Regions from separate parts of the Homo sapiens genome. Here all the other regions are linked to region 2. Evidence: chromatin loops called from intact Hi-C (ENCODE). Cell type or tissue: B cell. All regions are shown on one strand. Each heading gives the region's core, and the rest is flanking DNA. Links, peaks and the distances in the headings are about the cores only. Region 1 overlaps SACS (sacsin molecular chaperone). Region 2 overlaps MIPEP (mitochondrial intermediate peptidase). Region 3 has its middle 130 kb from the start of TNFRSF19.

The links. Hi-C counts contacts between places; a loop is a spot of excess contacts. Peaks named below come from ENCODE experiments on the same cell type or tissue, not always from the same donor. Only the 100,000 strongest peaks of a DNase experiment are listed, where the experiment ranks them.
Region 1: it touches region 2 in a loop (18-fold over the local background); 4 of 110 quality-filtered maps call a loop at or near these places.
Region 3: a loop joins it to region 2, with 15 times the contacts of the local background. A loop is called at or near these places in 2 of 110 quality-filtered maps.

What each region holds. Positions count from the first base shown.
Region 1 is chr13:23,381,097-23,387,165 of GRCh38, forward strand. All of the region lies in intron 2 of SACS (sacsin molecular chaperone), which reads right to left. Among named protein-coding and RNA genes, the nearest start is that of SACS-AS1, 35 kb to the right of the region's middle. RefSeq lists enhancers at 3,014-3,073, 3,094-3,323. In B cell, for the core only: no CTCF peak of the experiment used is centred there; a DNase peak (open chromatin) is centred at 3,215; H3K27ac peaks cover 1,153 bases; H3K27me3 peaks cover 353 bases.
Region 2 is chr13:23,805,160-23,811,228 of GRCh38, forward strand. MIPEP (mitochondrial intermediate peptidase) reads right to left here. Exons shown (of 19, transcript NM_005932.4): 15 at 4,691-4,765; 16 at 791-910. Among named protein-coding and RNA genes, the nearest start is that of PCOTH, 81 kb to the right of the region's middle. RefSeq lists enhancers at 1,763-1,912, 3,196-3,245. In B cell, for the core only: no CTCF peak of the experiment used is centred there; a DNase peak (open chromatin) is centred at 2,582; H3K4me3 peaks cover 2,270 bases; H3K27ac peaks cover 445 bases; H3K27me3 peaks cover 403 bases.
Region 3 is chr13:23,693,343-23,699,411 of GRCh38, forward strand. No RefSeq gene overlaps it. Among named protein-coding and RNA genes, the nearest start is that of TNFRSF19, 130 kb to the left of the region's middle. RefSeq lists an enhancer at 2,402-2,975. In B cell, for the core only: no CTCF peak of the experiment used is centred there; a DNase peak (open chromatin) is centred at 2,609; H3K4me3 peaks cover 914 bases; H3K27ac peaks cover 1,221 bases.

The DNA of each region.
Region 1 (6,069 bases), core at 449-5,448, 420 kb before region 2:
TTTGTAATTTGTCTAAAGTTCTTTGCAAATGCAAGTGTCAGGATTGGAACCCAGGGCTCCACTTGATTTTCCCTAAGCTGTGCTGCCTGCAGCTTTGGAGTAAAGGGACTGAAATCAACCCTTTGCTTGAGATTCTAAAGATCATGCGCAGTGCTCATCAGGGCCCAGTGTCCTGAGGTCTCTCTTCAGGCCTGTCACTGTCTTGTGCTCTCCAGCGCATGGCAATATCACAGTCTGGCTGGACATGGGCAGCACGAAGCACACACACACACACACACACACACACACACACACACACAGGCAAACACTCTGGCTGGACGTGGGCAGCATGAAGCGCGCGCACACACACACACAGGCAAACACTCCTACTAGCCTGCACAGGATCAATACACAAGCATGAATTATAGAATAGAGATATATACCTTCAGCAAAAAGGGTGTGATCTTACACTTTCTACTTCTTTTCAGTTACTGACAGTCACTTGAGTTCTGCCCTTTATTTTGTTTTGAGGTGCTGTCTCAGATAGAATCCCTAGACGTTGATTTGATTAAACTAACATCCTCTGGTCAGAAGTAATTGAGAAACATGAGTTTATTTATAAAAAACAAATGGGAACTATTTGTTTTTATCATATTGTATTTTTACTATTTCTTGCTTACATTCATTAAAGGTTTTTTAAAATAAAAACAAGTTTTTAAATCCCATTTCTAAATATTTGGAGTTAGGGTGATATTGTCAATGAACAGTTCAATGGGTTATCATTACTTTATTGCTGTGCAGAGCCTTTGCCACAGTAACTTGGAAAAATGAATCATAGAAACTCCATCCACAAAATTACAGATTTTTGCATTTGTGAAGACTAACACCCAATTTATTTTCTTTGCCTATTATTAAAAGAGGAGCATGCTACAGTCTTCCTCATACAGAAAAGATTATAAACGGCTGCACACATTTGCTGTTCTGTAGAACAATTATAGTAGTTGGCAGGCATCCACCACTGGAGGGGACACAAAGAAAACGCCAGTTAGAAATAGGTCAGCGGAGGTTTTTTTGCTTTTTGTTTTTTGTTTTTTTTGAGACGGAGTCTCGCTTTGTTGCCCAGGCTGGAGTGCAGTGGTGTGATCTCGGCTCACTGCAACCTCTGCCTCCCAGGCTCAAACAGTTCTCCTACCTTAGCCTCCCGGGTAGCTGGGATTACAGGCACCCAACACCATGCCTGGCTAATTTTTTGTAGGTCAGGGGAGATTTTGAAGGAAAATTAGGAATGGATCCATAAAAAGCAAAATGGATTTTATATGATTACAATTGAATTGAAGCTTCATCTGTTAAAATCTTACATTTTGCTCATTTCCCAAACCATTTCAAATGTTCTCTTGATAGAGATGCATTGGATATATTAAATAGTTATAAAATGAAAAAAAGTTTATTTACTCATTAATTATAAAAATGGATGTTTCTGAATCATCAAAAATGAATTTTTTAATCGGGGAAGCAAATAATAATATTCAAATGTATATTTGAACTCAACGAATCCTAAATCTAAACAAATCATGATTGTTCACTATTTCTATAATCTTTATAACTATAATGGCTAAGTAATTTACATAAAGAACTCAAAAATTTGAAAACCATTTAGGGCAGAGAGACATATTCTTTGTGTTTTGTTTTGTTTTGTGTGTGTGTGTGGTTTTTGTTTTTTTTTTTGAGATAGAGTCTAGCTCTGCTGCCAGGCTGGAGTGCAGTAGTGTGATCATGGCTCACTGCAGCCTCAAACTCCTGGGCTGAAGAGATCTTCCCACCTCAGTCTCCTGGGTAGCTGGGACTATAGGACTACAGGCATGTACCACCATGCCCAGCTAATTTTTTTTTTTTTTTTTTTTTTTGGTAGAGACGAGGTCTCACCATGTCGCCCAGGCTGGATAGAAAACATATTTTTAAATTCATTGGTAATTAAAACTGTGATGTGTATGTTTGGGTTTTAAGCCTTTGTCACTTTTTCAGTTTTCTGAATATTTTCCAATTTTGGTTTAAATAATCTGAAAATATTATAGCTACAAAATTAATATTGCAAGTAATAAACGGTGGTCATTCTCAGAAAACCCTCCACTGACACATCCAATCAGCCACCATGTCGAAGTGTTTGACCACGATAAATATCGTTTGGCTTCATTGCCACCTCCTGTTGGTATTGGCACAGCTCTCTCCTGTCCCTTACTCAGGCCACCACTCAGGGCCCCAGCTGTTCTCACTGCCCCACATCCTTTCTCCTCCAATCAACCCTTCATATTACCATCAAGTTATTGTATAATCGAGTGTGACTAAATCCCTCCCCAGCATCAAGATATTTTTAGTAGTTCAAGTTACCTGCATCGTAATGTCCAAATGTTTCCCAGCCTTGTCTCCATCCCTCCTTCCTGAACAGCCCCAGAGCTCTGCAGGCCTGTTCATGCCTTTGTACTGCTTTTTTTGCACCTTTCTCAGCCCATTCTGTTTCCTCCTGCAGCATCTGGCTCCTCCCTCCATGTTCAATTTTGATGGCCCACCCTTGATAGCCCCATTCAAATGTCACTTCAAAATTGTCTCTCTCCCCCCAACACTGTTTAAGGAAAAACGGCAATAAGTCCAGGACAAACGACGCTTATGTCTCCTTTCTTACTCTCTCTGAATACTTTGTATATCCACCCATCCCAGCTCTTTCCATATTACACAAACCACATATTTACTTGCTAAGTCCCCCTCTGGAGACATTCAAGAGCAGAAAACATGCCTCCATATCCCTTGTTCACACCATCACCCTCTCCCCAACCCCAGTGCCTGGCACAGAACCCAGCAAATGTGTGCACAAATCAGGATGGAGATCAGTAAGAAGGGTCATCGCAAGGTCTTTCTGGGGAGGGTTGGTTAAAAAGCTAGAACTTCAGCCTTAAATCATGTAATGGAAGAATACTGATCTCATACTTAAGTGGTTAAGTGCATGAATGGGGTATTAGAAACACTCCTTCACATTTCAGGAGGTAGCAATAAAAGACATCAGAGATGGGAAGACTCAAATAACATTACTGATTTTCCACCCATCAATCAGTGCTCAGGCAGAAGAGCAGAAGGCTTTCTCTAGCCAAGCCCGTGCAAGGTGACTTCCGCCTTCGTAGACATCTTCAGCATTTAACTTCCACTCATCAGTGACTGCACAGGAATGAAATGCATTTACTCATCAACTATGGAAAGTCCCTCTTGATCATGGCCTCTTGTATGTCACTCTGTGTTCCACATCATTCACTGCCAAATAAGCGAATGTAGTGATGTTCACATGTGTGGCTTGTCATGACCACTCACTATAACCACTTACCATCTCTGTACAAATTTAAATTAGGGGAAGAAAAGGAAGTCCTTCTTAACTTTTCTGTTTTGTGTTCATTTCTTTAATAATTCTCTTATTGGACAGATATTAATAAACTAGTTATTAGAGAAAGTTGTGAGTTGATTTATCCTTTCACAGCAAACTCCAAAACAATTTTTCAAAGCCTAAGGAAGAGATGCACCCATTCACTTTATATTAGTTTGGGAGATGTAATGGTGAAAAAAACAGGGCCCAAGGGGAGTTGGGATTCAGACTGTGGAGGACCAGAGAATGAAGGAATCATTGGCATTCATGCAGGATCTAAAACTTTTTCATTTTTTGGGCCAAAATTTCATTTTTTTGGCACAGGAATACCTCAGAGATATTGAAGATTTGGTTCCAAACCAGTGCAATATAATGAATATCACAATAAAATAAGTCACATAATATTTTGTTTTCCCGGTGCAGATAAAAGTTATGTTTATACACTATACTATAGTCTATTAAGTGTGAAATAGCATTATGTCTTTAAAAATGTACATTCCTGGCCGGGCATGGTGGCTCACGCCTGTAATCCCAGGACTTTGGGAGGCCGAGGTAGGCAGATCACGAGGTCAGGAGATCGAGAACATCCTGGCTAACACGGTGAAACGCCATCTCTACTAAAAATACAAATACAGCCTGGGCGACAGAGGGAGACTCTGTCTCAAAAAAAAAAAAAAGTTTTATCATGAGATTGCCCCAACTCAGTCACATCATCAGGCTCCACTGCTAATTCTAGTTCTTGCTGTTTCCATCACTTCTGTAGTTACTTCCTCCAATGAAATCTTGAACTCCTCAAAGTCATCCACAAGGGTTGGAATCAACTTCTTCCAAACTCCTGTTAATGTTGATATTTTGACCTTCTCCCATGAATCATGGATGTTCTTTTTTTTTTTTTTTTGAGATAGAGTTTTGCTCTTGTTGCCCAGGCTGGAGTGCAAGGGTGTGATCCTGGCTCACTGCAACTTCCGCTTCCTGGGTTCAAGCGATTCTCCTGCCTCAGCCTCCCAAGTAGCTGGGATTACAAGCATGTGCCACCATGCCCGGTAATTTTGTATTTTTAGTAGTGATGAGGTTTCATCATGTTGGTTAGGCTGGTCTCGAATTCCTGACTTCAGCTGATCCACCCGCCTCGGCCACCCAAAGTGCTAGGACTACAGGCATGAGCCACAGCACCTGGCCAATCATGGATGTTCTTAATGGAATCTAGAATGGTGAATCCTTTCCAGGAACTTTTCAATTCATTTTGCCCAGATCCGTCAGAGGAATCACTATCTATGGCAGCTATAGCCTCATAAAATGTATTTCTTAAATAATAAGACTTGAAAGTCAAAATTATTCCTTGATCTGTGGGCTGCAGAATGGATGCTGTGTTAGCAGGCAGGAAACGATATTCATCGCCTTGTACTTCTCCATCAGAGCTCTTGGGCGACCAGGTGCAATGTCAATAAGCAGTAATATTTTGAAAGGAATCTTTCTTTCTGAACAGTTGGTCTCAACAGTGGGCTTAAAATATTCCGTAAACCATGCTGTAAATGGATGTGCTGTCGGCCAGGCTTTGTTGTTCCATTTATAGAGCACATGCAGAGTAGATATAGCATAATGCTTAAGCGCCCTAGGATCCTTGGAATGGTAAATGAACTTGGCTTCAACTTAGTCACCAGCTGCATTAGCCCCTAACAAGAGTCAACTTGTCCTTTGAAGCTAGGCATTTATTTTTCCTCTATAGCTATGAAAGTCCTAGATGGCATCTTCTTCCACCAGAAGACTGTTTCATCTACATTGAAAATCTGTTGCTTAGTGTAGTCACCTTCATCAGTTATGTTAGCTACATCTTCTGGAGAACTTGCTGAAGTTTCCCCATCAGCACATGCTGCTTCACCTTGCACTTTTATGTTATAAAGATGGCTTTATTCCTTAAACCTCATGAACCAACCTCTGGTAGCTTCAAATTCTTCTGCAGCTTCCTCACCTTTCTCAGCTTTCACAGATTTGGAGAGAGTTAGACCTTTGTTTGGGTTAGGCTTTGGCTTAAGGGGATGTTATGGCTGGTTTGATCTTCTATCCAGACCACTCAAATTGATTCCTAATCAGTAATAAGGCTGTTTTGCTTTCTTATAGTTTCTGTATTCACTGGAATAGCACTATTTAATTTCCTTCAAAAACACTTCCTTTGCATTCACAACTTGACTGTTTGTCACAAGAGGCCTGGCTTTCCTGTCTTGGCTTTCAACCTGCCTTCCTCACTAAGCTTAGTCATTTCTAGCTTTTGATTTCAGGTGAGAGACTTGCAACTCTTCCTTTCACTTGAAGAGTTAGAGGCCATTATAGGGTTACTAGTTGGCCTAATTTCAATACTGTTGTGTCTTAGGGAAAAGAGAGGCTGGAGGAGAGGGAGAGAGGCAAGAACAGCCTGTTGGTAGAGCAGTGAGAGAACATACCGTTTATCGATTAAGTTTACTGTCTTATTTGGGCACAGTTCGTGGCACCCCAAAACAATTACAATAGTGACACCATAGATTAGTAATCACAGATCACCAAAGCAGATATAATAACAATGAAAATGTTTAAAATATTATGAGAATTTCCAAAATGCGACACAGAGACACGCTAACGGAGCACTTGCTGTTGGGAAAATGGTGCCAACAGACTTGCTGGATGCAGGACTGCTGCAAACCTTCGATTTGTTA
Region 2 (6,069 bases), core at 339-5,338:
TGCAGCTGAGAAAGGCCTGGGTAACATTAAGTCAGTCACATTGCTAACTGCACCAAGAATCACACTGTTAATTGCACTAGGAGTCACGGTGCTCAACTGCTCCTTACACGAGCCTTTGAGTGATGAAAAAAGCCTGTTTGTTTTGAACCCCCATACAATCACTTAACTACCTAGATGATCTCAGACAGGACATATAATGTGTCTGTGCCTCCAAATGAGCCCCAAATACAAGGATATAATTTAATTTATAAGGTTATTTTGAGAGCTAAATTAGAGATCTTTTCCCAAAGGAATTAGATAGAGTCTGGCGCCTAGAATCCAATAAATGGTAACATTACTCCTGCTCTCTCTCCTGACATGGTACTCAACAAGATAAGATATGTAAAGCATCTATTATAATTCCTGGTACAATGTAAGATACTCAATACATGTTAATTCTCTTTGCAATGAAAATGATTCAGGACTGGTAATCACATTCATCTTACATCACTATTTTTCACATTGTAGAAAAATAACTAAAAAGAAGAATATAGACCAACTCCAATGGCCTTTTTAACCCCCACATTTCCAAAAAGGTACAAAAACACTGTTAGAGGGAGGAAAATAAGAACATATAAATGGGTAGTTGGAAATATTAAATGAACCAGGCAATTTCCAGCATTTGAGCCATGTGAAGCCTCAACATAAATGTAGGGATTTCAAGTTCTCCAAAGGGGAAGATAATCACAAGCTACAGAAGTAATAGCAGAACCACTCAATACACAAAACAGAAGCCAAATGCTGGACTCACAGTATTTGGAACATATGGTAGGCCATAGAATTTCTCTTGTGTTTCCTTGAGAATGTCTGTGGTTGAATTCCTCAGGGGATGCTTCCCATGGTAGATTTGATCCAGAGTGGCATAAAAGACCTAGATAGATAAAAACATCTACTTAGTTTTGGTCGTCCATCCTCACATCAAGATGTGGTTGACCAAAGATGCTATAAGTGCACCAGAACAACAGTTACCAATCACAGTTGAAAACAGTCACAAAAATAAACTTACATGGTTTGAAATGTATTTCATACCACATTTAAGACCATGCTAAAGATTAAAAGGAATGCTCTCAACCTTTTCATAAATAAGAATATTAAAGAATTTTGAACCATACCCATAAGATACTCTTTATGTACAATGGCAGCAAATCAAATATGTGACACAAAACTGGAATTTTGCCAAAATATATGTAGACGGAAGGCCAGGCGCGGTGGCTCACGCCTGTAATCCCAGCACTTTGGGAGGCCGAGGCGGGAGGATCACGAGGTCAGGAGATCAAGACCATCCTGGCTAACATAGTGAAATCCCGTTTCTACTAAAAATACAAAAAAATTAGACAGGCGTGGTGGCAGGCACCTCTAGTCCCAGCTACTCGGGAGGCTGAGGCAGGAGAATGGCGTGAACCTGGGAGGCGGAGCTCGCAGTGAGCCGAGATTGCTCCACTGCACTCCAGCCTGGGAGAGACTCCGTCTCAAAAAAAAAAACCAAACAAAAAACAACAACAACAACAAAAAAATCTATATCTATCTATCTATCTATCTATCTATCTATCTATCTATCTATCTATCTGTAGGCAGAAATATACAAAACCAGTTACAACTTTAGACCCGCTGGATCTAACAAATGTTGTTTGGTTTCCTCCTGGAATCCTGATATATCTTAAATGAGAGAAATGAAACGGTCAGAATTCTAGTTTTGTGATAAAAGGTGAAAGAAAATTAAATAGGTGTGGTGGGGGTAGAGAAAGAAATAGCAATGCAGCATCTCGTGAGTATAGATGTATCGAAGAATTCTGATGCAGCTGTTGGAGAGGTTGGAACTAGACTCCCACACCTGGTGTCAGGAAGTACAAAGGAAGCAGCTGCTGTATAGGGAGGGCTCAACTAGATGACCAGGGGAAAAGGAGCACTCTCCTCTGAGTAGAGGATATAGGCCACTGAAACACAGTGGGAGAAGAAAGCATTAAAGAAAGTTTGGACATGAAATCTGCTGTTTACAAAGTACTGAAAACTAAATTTTGCAAAGAAATCTAAAATAAACATAAAGCATTTTTTCACTGCAACATCTGACTCAAATATTGTTTTTCAACACTGACTTGAACATTTGACTTCATGCAGGCAAGTAGAAAATGCTTTATTTTAAAGGACAAATTTTGACACGCAATTATGCTTCTGATATGTATCTTTGTGATTCAGAAATGGGATTTGTAGAGAATGTGCAGCTGTTGACTTGAAAGAAGTGAGGATTAGTTTGGTTAAAAGAGAAAATTTAAATGACCTCTGGCTTCTGGCTGCATCTAGATATAGAATTATGGTTCTAAATTATAAAGTTAAGTTTAAACCTTCCCTAGAAAAATACAGACATTTCCTAAATATAAATATTGCTTTCTTCTAACTGGTAATCTAAACATATAGCTAAATATAGCTCTTTCAATTCTACATTTTATAATGAGTAACGATGCATAAAGATAATCAGGGAGGCCAAAATTACTCAATGTCTTACCTATATTCTAACAGAGTAAATTATCAGGAACTGAAACTCTTACATTCTAACCTCAACTGAGGTGTTATTTTGCCCCAATGTATAAATAAATCAGAATTCAAGAGTTTCATTTCTTCAATTATGCCTTTTACAAAATGATATAAACATGGGGTAACTTTTTTGAATTATAAAAACAGAGCAAAATAAATTAAATATGAAAACAGAGCAAAATAAATTAAATGTGCATTCTTTTTATGCTTATTTGCTGATAAACTAAACAATTCCAAAGACATGAGCCTATCTGCCTACCCAGGGAGTCATGCATTCCTGGGGCCAAGAAACTTATTAAGTCACAGAAAAATGAAGAGCCTATTTTTAAAACAATAATTTTAAAAAATGTACAGTTTTAAAAACAGTGTTTTTTTTTTGTTTTTTTTTTGAGACAGAGTCTCGCCCTGTCGCCCAGGCTGGAGTGCAGTGGCGCGATCTCGGCTCACTGCAAGCTCCGCCTCCCGGGTTCACGCCATTCTCCTGCCTCAGCCTCCCGAGTAGCTGGGACTATAGGCGCCTGCCACCACGCCTGGCTAATTTTTTTGTATTTTTAGTAGAGTTGGGGTTTCACTGTGTTAGCCAGGATGGTCTCGATCTCCTGATCTCGTGATCCGCCCGCCTCGGCCTCCCAACGTGCTGGGATTATAAGTGTGAGCCACCGCATCTGGCCTTAAAAACACTGTTTATGTCCCCATAGAAAGTTGAAACAATTCACTTCCTTTCCACCCGTGTTCATCTCCACTGTCCAAGTGTAATATAAAAGCTGAACCCAGGCAGCTCCTCTACCAGGACTTTGCCTCTCTCTGTCTCTAGGGGGCTATTGTTTTTGGAGGGCGGAGGAGGGAAAGGTTGGTTTTCCATTTTAAAAGAAAATTATCAGAACACTTTTTCAAGAAGAAAGCCACAAAACAGACTTTTAAAAGCCAGGCCTTCTACTAAAGATATCAGCAAATCAAGACTTTTGCCAAGTAATGTTAATTTTTAAAAATAACTCAGAAATCCTTTAAAAATTATATTGATATGAATAGATACTGAGTAAGGTAAAGCAAATATAGATTCACGGTTTTGTCTATATAATAGATTTCCTTCACTGAAACATGTATTTCATGTTTGAAGGTACAGAAAAACAGAGCACATTTATTACCTTCTAGGGACTGAATTTTACAAAACTATAAAGCAATTAAATAGTGATTACTTTGTTAAACAGGTAACTGAATCATCATAAAGTGAATACTGCCTAAGATGAAAGATGGGTGTTTAAGGTGTTTACATAACTCTCAAGATCTGAAGAGGAGTGAGAATTCCATAACAATCTCAGTCATTACAAACATCTACGCATCTGATGTCATGCAGACCTGGCATCCAGATGGTTCATGAAAGTTTTCTGGTCTTCATCTCAAAACCTGGGAAGTTGGTTTTGAATATTATCTAAAACTAACAGCAATTACTATCTAAACTTCAAACCTAAAAACACAAAAATTTTAAAAAGATACAAAATGAATAAACATATGTATATATAAAATTAAGTTTGAGCCTTAATTTAGCTGGCAAAATGTGTGATTTAGAAGTTGTGTAAATTTTCTAAGCTTTCATTTTTTCCCAACTGAAAACGGGAAATAGTCTTTTTTTTTTTTTGAGACAGAGTCTCACTCTGTTGCCCAGGCTGGAGTCAGTGGCAAGATCTCGGCTCACTTCAACCTCCACCTCCCAGGTTCAAGCGATTCTCCTGCCTCAGCCTCCTGAGTAGCTGGGATTATAAGCATGCACCACCATGCCTGGCTAATTTTTGTATTTTTAGTAGAGATGGGGTTTCACCGTGTTGGTTAAGCTGGTCTCAAACTCCTGACCTCGTGATTCGCCCACCTCGGCCTCCCAAAGTGCTGGGATTACAGGTGTGAGCCACTGTGCCTGGCCAGGAAATAATTTTATTCAACGCCTACTTCATAAGGGCAGTGTGAGGACTAAATGAGTCAATTTTGGTCAAGTTCTTTGAACTCAGATGAAAGATGTTTTAGAAGCATAATTATTATAATAAATAGGTATCATTGGCAAGAATGTAAAGTTATATATTTATTTGGGATAATGACTCCGGAAAACTTCAGAACAAAGGTACATACATACCTGAAGTTGCATATCAGCTGCAGCACAAACCTTTTTAGATTCACAAAGACGAGACACCATATTTTTTGGCAGTGGCTTGATAAAACAAAAGAATATATATGTGAGTAAACTGCGTAATAAGTCACTGCACTATGTATAAGCCAGGAAATTTAAAAATAACATCAAATGTAACATGAGTAATAGAATTTCATTATAGTTTAAAAATAATAACTTTAAATATTTTAGTTGGCAAGACAACATGAATAAAGACATTCTGTTTAATTTCAAAAAGTGGTAATTGTCAAATAAGGGTTTGTACATGAAAATACAGGATTACGTGGAACTAAGACACTGGCGCCGATCTTTAAAAATCTATTTAAAACCTCAAAGGGAATACTTTTTCTGTTCCTTTGCTATTAGTGAGTGCCTGTTCAAATACTCTCTTGACTTTTAAGTGCATATAATCACTGACAATAGGACTAAAAGATGAAAATGTCAAGAAATAAATGGTAATTCACAGTGTCCGCCAGTGTTAAAGCTAAACTGACATCCTAACAAATAGTCATAATAATGTATTGCAGATTATTTTCTTTTCGAATCTGAAAGAACTGTAGAGCTTGGACACTTAGTTTAATGTCCCTATGTGATTTAAGGCTTTCTTTTTGAGATGAATTAGGCCTAACCCTATAACATACAGATCCTCTTAGAAATAAATTAATAATGTAGTTGAACAAGAACTTTCCTCAATCTTACTCTACTTTAAAATCATTAATACTGATGTTTATTAAAGAAAGATACCGATTTACAACCTAATTAAGCTAAAAGCCCCTCTAAAGAGAAACACATTATATAAAGACCAATGGCAAGTTACTCAGTGGTATGGTCGTATAAATTAACCACCTGTGAATGAGAACGTGGGCTGTCTGCTGGAAGCGGAAACTAGCCACTGCTTTGTAGGAGTCTACTCGGCAGACACTCAGGAAAGATTTGTGAAGGAATGAACTAATAGAAGAACTGCTAGGAAACGGCTTCTTAAGTGAAAGACATAGAATCTGCTGACTGCTCAGATGACAAACCTACAGCCTTTTCTCTTTCCATTTGGCAGCAAGAGAAGTAAACTAGGCAGAAAAGACAATATTTTTAAAGAGCTAAGACACAGATGGGAGAAAGCTACATAGTGTGAATTCTGGTACAGGTCACAGGCCTGGGGCTTTCTGACACCAGGGGCGCTCATCTTGTATGAAAGAAATACTTCCTCAAACAGGATTTTTAACAGTCAAGATTTATTTAAGTCATATCTGCCAACAGATTGTGTCAAAATGTTCACGTTTCTTTAAACCTTACTTTATATCATATTTTATATTGTTGACAGGATTCATGCTACATTTAAAAGATTTTTC
Region 3 (6,069 bases), core at 428-5,427, 110 kb before region 2:
TTATTAGATATCAAGACACTAGAGAAAGGAAATAATTATGATAGTACAGTGTTAATGTTACCAGAAGGGGTCCTGGTCCAGACCCTAAGAGAGTGGGTCTTGCACAAGAAAGAATTCAGGGCGAGTCCGTAAAGTGAACGCAAGTTTATTAGGAAAGTAAAGGAATAAAGAATGGCTACTCCATAGAAAGCAGCCCTCAGGGCTGCTGCTTGCCCATTTTTATGGTTATTTCTTGATTATATGCTAAACAAGAGGTGGATTATTTATGCCTCCCCTTTTTAGGCCATATGGGGTAACTTCCTGACCTTGCAATGGCATTTGTAAACTCTCATGGCGCTGGCGTGAGTGTAGCAGTGAGGATGACCAGAGGTCACTCTTGTCGCCATCTTGGTTTTGGTGGGTTTTAGCTGGCTTCTTTACTGCAAGCTGTTTTTATCAGGAAGGTTCTTATGACCTGTATCTTGTACTGACCTCCTAGGTCATTCTGTGACTTAGAATGCCTTAACTGTCTGGGAATGCAGCCCAGTAGATCTCGGCCTCATTTTACCCAGCCCCTATTCAAGATGAAGTTGCTCTGGTTCAAACACCTCTGATATTTGCACAACAGACAAAGAATATAACATAGAGTGCAGACACCGGCCATCCATACATGAAAGTGTGACATGTGACAGGCAGCACCGCAGGTCAGTGGACCTTGGGACAGTTGGTTTCTATGTGAACATTTTAAATAAACTTGGAGTTCTAGCTCACACCATGCACAAAAATAAATTCCCTGTGAATTAAAGATCTAAATGTTCAAAGCAAAGCTTGAAACTTTTAGAATAAAATAGAGGAGAGTATCTTTTTTGGCCTTGGGTAGAGAAAGCTTTCTTTAATTTGACTTTAAAAATATAAACTGCTTATGAACAGTTTATAAGAAATGAACATATTTGACTACATTCAAATTTAATACTTGTCTATCAAAAGAGTCACCATGTATCAATTAATAAGTTAAGCCACAAACAGGGAGAAGATATTTACAAAGGACATAACCAAAAAAGGATTGGTATCATTATTGATGAGAAAAAGAAAAAAGAAGCTACTGAGATGGTGGATAGATTTAGTTGCCAAGAAAAGGTAGGGTAAAGGGTTGAGGGTTGAGGTGGGGAGTGGCTGAAATTGTAATGTTTTTATTTAAAAAAACCTCTAAAACAACTATGGAAAAATGTTACTATCTATTTCATCTCAGGTGTGATTTTATAGGTATCTGTTTCCCATATCTTTAATGTGTGTGTATATATATATATATATATACACATTTTGTTTTGTTTTGTTTTGTTTTTTTGAGACGGAGTCTTGCTCTGTCGCCCAGGCTGGAGTGCAGTGGCGCGATCTCGGCTCACTGCAAGCTCCGCCTCCCGGGTTCACGCCATTCTCCTGCCTCAGCCTCCCGAGTAGCTGGGACTACAGGCGCCCGCCACCATGCCCGGCTAATTTTTTGTATTTTTAATAGAGACGGGGTTTCACCGTGTTAGCCAGGATGGTCTCAATCTCCTGACCTCGTGATCCGCCTGCCTCGGCCTCCCAAAGTGCTGGGATTACAGGCGTGAGCCACCGCGCCCGGCCTTAATGTATATTAAGAGGACATAGGATGTGCCTAACAGGGAAGATGATGAAGGAATGGACATATGACATTGTGCAATTTGGCGGCCCACTTGGGAAGTTGCTGAGCCGGGGTCGGGAGACACTGGCTGGAGGGTAAGGAAAGGGCAGGCCCCTAGGAGGGGCCCCGCCGGCTGAGAACGCACCCCTGGGCCTCCATGCCTACAGGATCGCAGGCCAAGCCTTTTGGAAAGACATGCGCTAATGCTTGCAGGAAATAAAAGGGGTTTGGTGTTTTTGTTTGAGTTTTCATTTGATTGTTGTCGTGGCAGGACCACCTGGGGAGGCATCCAGGGAAAGTCAGCTGGGGACACTCCAGGCTTGGCTCCTGAGCCCCCTCCAGAAAGGCCTGGGCGGGAATTCCTGTGAGCCTTGCCCGCCGGGTCCCCAGCCGGCGGGCGCCCAGGGCCCTCTCCAGGTAGGGGTGTCGGCCTTGGAGCGCCGGCTCAGAGACAGCCAGCACCTCGCCGGCCACAGCCTTCGCCTCGGAAATGGCCCGGATTGCCTAAGGGGGGGCTTTTCCCGGAGACTCCGCGCTCCACACGCCGCGGGCACAAAGGGCCCTGCGGGGCTGCCAGGGTTCGGGAGGGCCCGGAGCCCCTGCGCGCGCGATTAGACTGGGCATTGGGTTTTTTTCTTTTCAGCAGGTGACCCCGGGGCATTCATCCGACACCAGCCATCTTGGCCTGAAGTGGGCAGAGGGAAAATTTCCTCCCTGCTGTGGCTTCTTCGAGGGCTGTCGGCCGATATTCCCGTGAAGTCCCTGCCAGCTGCTGGGCCGCGTCCGCGCCCCTCCCTGCCGCCAGCACCTTCTCCTGCAGAGGCCGCCCCGCCGCGCTGCTTCCTCATTCAAACCCAGAGCCCTCTGGCAAGGCCGCGCCCGCCCGCTCTCGAAGTGCATATCAGCAGCAGGTGCAGGCCTGTGCCCCCACGGGCGCCTGACCGGGGCCTCTGTGCTGCAGAGCGCAATTTAATCCGGATTCAGTCCAGGCCGAGTGCTGACAAACCTGCCTCCCCCGGGGGTTGGGGCGGCTCAGGCTGTGCGGCAGGAAGTGGCATAGGGCCTGTGCTCAGAGCACCTCTGGGCTCTTGCTCGGCCTGCCGTCACCCTCGGAACTCTTAATACTCTTTTGAACAGGAACCCCACATTTTCATTTCAAATGGGGCCCCACCCATCGCGTCATGGGCCCCTCTAGGGCGAGACGCCAGGCCTCCCCGCCAGCGGGCTGGAAGCATCAGGCCTGCCTGCTCGGAGGGAGAGCAGATCTTCATTTGAGTGGGAGATCGGGGGACTACCAGAGAAGGAGGGGCTGGCCGACAGAGTGGCTGGGGTGCACCATGCGCCTCCGCCCAGGGGCGGTGCGGGCTGAGACATTCTTTCCTTCCTACCTCTTGCTCTTCCCTCCCTCAGCCCAGCCTGCCCTTCTCATTTCACAGCGCTCATCGTGCTTACTGGGACGGGGTCTAAACTGATGCTGGACAGCCTGCCCACGGGAGCTCCCTCACACCCCTGCCCAAGGACGGAATTGGGCCCCAAGTCCTCTGGCTTCACTGAGTTTAAAGCATCTCAGTTCACCTTAACTTGAAAATGTGAATGAAACCTTCCTTGGGAACTTACCAGACATTACCTAATCAGAGGAACCAAATGCTTTTCTAAATACAGCAGAAGCACCCGGCAGAGGCATCGGGAAGGCTGGAGAGGCCCCCTGGACTGAAGACCCCACGGCATTGGTAATGCACTGGCCTTGAGGCCCAGGGAATCACAGGAAAGCCAGCCGGTCACTTGTGGTTGGGCTGGGTCCTTCCTGTGCTTTACACACAAAAGATTCCTGATGCCCAGCTCAGGAGGTGGGAGCTGGGAGCAGCAGTGAAAGAAGAAAGGCATGGAAATGGGAACCCTCCACGTTGAGTCATGGGAACACTGGAATCCTCCCTCTTTCTCAGAGCTACAATGCTGCAGAGCATTCTTCCTCAAAAATAAAAAGGCCAGAAGAGAATGGGGTGGATTTTCTGTTTTCATAGCATTGGGGTGGAAAATCCACCCAACTGTATGAGCGTCCGTGGGGGTGGGGGTAGGGTGAGGTGTTCTGGCTGCATAGAGCAAACCTGGGTTGGGACGGACCTGACGGCCACACCTCGCTTTTATTGCGCTTTGCAGATATTGCATGTTTTATAAATTGAAGGTTTGTGGCGACCCTGCATCAAGCAAGTCCATCAGCGCTGTTTTTCCAACAGTATAGGCTCACTTCATGTCTCTGTGTCACATTTTAGTAATTTTTACTATGTTTTAAACTTTTTCATTATTAACATTATATCTGTTTATTTGTTGGTTTGTTTGTTTTTTAGAGACAGAGTCTCAATCTGTGGCCCAGGCTGGAGTCCAGTGGTGTGATTATAGCTTACTGCAGCCTTGAACTCCTGGGCTCAAGCAATCCTCCTACATCAGCGTCCCAGGAGCTGAGACTACAGGTGTGTGCCACCATACCCAGCCAATTTTCCTATCTTTTTGTAGAGATGGGATCTTTCAAGTTTGTCCAGGCTGGAGTGCAATGGTGTAATCATGGCTCACAGTAGCCTCAAACTCCTAGCCTTGATATTATACCTGTTAAGGTGATCAGTAATCTTTGATGTTACTATTGTAACTATTTTGGAGCACCATGAACTAACCCCATATAAGATGGTGAACTTAAGCAATAAATGGTGATATATTAAGCAATAAATGGTGATTTATAAGCAATAAATGGTGATTTATCCTGATTGCTCCATGGACCAGCTATTACCTGTCTCTCTCCCTCTCCTCAGGCCTCCCTATTCCCTGAGACACAACAATATTGAAATTATGCCATTTAATAACCCTGTATTGGCCTTCTAAGTGTTTGAGTGAAAGGAAGAGTTACATGTCTCTCACTTTAAATAAAAAAACTAGAAATGATTAAACTTAGTGAGGAAGGCATGTCAAAAGCTGAAATAGGCCAAAAGCTTGACCTCTTGAGAAACAATTAGCCAAGTTGTGAATGCAAGGGAAAGTTCCTGAAGGAAATTAAAAGTGCTACTCCAGTAAACACACAAATGATAAGAAAGTGAAACAAGCTGATTGCTGATATGGAGAAAGTTTGAGTGGTCCGGATAGAAGATCAAACCAGCCACAGCAGTCCCTTAAGCCAAAGCCTAACCCAGAGCAAAGCTCTAATTCTTTTCAATTCTGTCAAGGCTCAGAGACATGAGAAAGCTGAAGAAGAAAATGTGAAGCTCACAGATGTTGGTTCATGGGATTTAAGGAAAGAGCCTGGCTCTGTTAACACAAAAGTACAAGGTGAGGCAGGGAAAAAGTACTGATGTCGAAGCTGCAGCAAGTTTTCCAGAAGATCTAGCTAAGAGCATTGATGCAGGTGGTTTCATGAAACAACAGATTTTCAATGTAGATAAAAACAGCCTTCTATTGGAAGAAGATGCCAGCTAGGACTTTTTTTTTTTTTTTTTTTTGAGATGCAGTCTCGCTCTGTCACTAGGCTGGAGTGCAGTGGCACGATCTTGGCTCACTGCACCCTCTGCCTCCCGGGTTCAAGCAATTCTCCTGCCTCAGCCTCCCAAATAGCTGGGACTACAGGTGTGCACCGCCATGCCTTGCTAATTTTTTTGTATTTTTAGTAGAGACGGGGTTTCACCATGTTGGCCAGGATGGTCTTGATCTCCTGACTCGTGATCTGCCCGCCTCGGCCTCCCAAAGTGCTGCGATTACAGGCGTGAGCCACCGTGCCCGGCCCCAGCTAGGACTTTCTTAGCTAGAGAGAAGTCAATGCCTGGCTTCAAAGATTCAAAGGACAGGCTGACTCTCTTGTTAGAGGCTTATGAAGCTGGTGACTTTAAGTTGAAACCAATACTCAATTACCGTTCTGAAAATCCTAGGGCCCTTAGGAATTATACCAAATCTGCTCTGCCTGTGTTCTAGAGATGGAAAAACAAAGCCTGAATGACAGCATATATTTTTGCATCATGGTTTACTGAATATGTTAAGCCCACTGCTAAGACCTATTGCTCAGAATGAAAGATTCCTTTCAAATTACTACTGCTCACTGACAATGCACCTGATCACCCAAGAGCTCTGATGGAGGTGTACAAGGAGATGAATGTTGTTTCCTGCCTGCTAACACGGCACCCATTCTGCAGCTCATGAATCAAGGAATAATTTTGACTTTCAAGTCTTATTACTTAAGAAATACATTTTGTAAGGCCATAGCTTCCATAGGCAGTGATTCCTCTGACGGATCTGAGCAAAGTAAATTGAAAACCTTCTGGAAAGGATTCACCATTCTACGTGCCCTTAAGAGCATTTGTGATTCATGGGAGGAGGTCAAAATATCAACATTAACAGGAGTTTGGAAGAAGCTGGTTCCAGCCCTCATGGATGACTTTAAGGAGTTCAACACT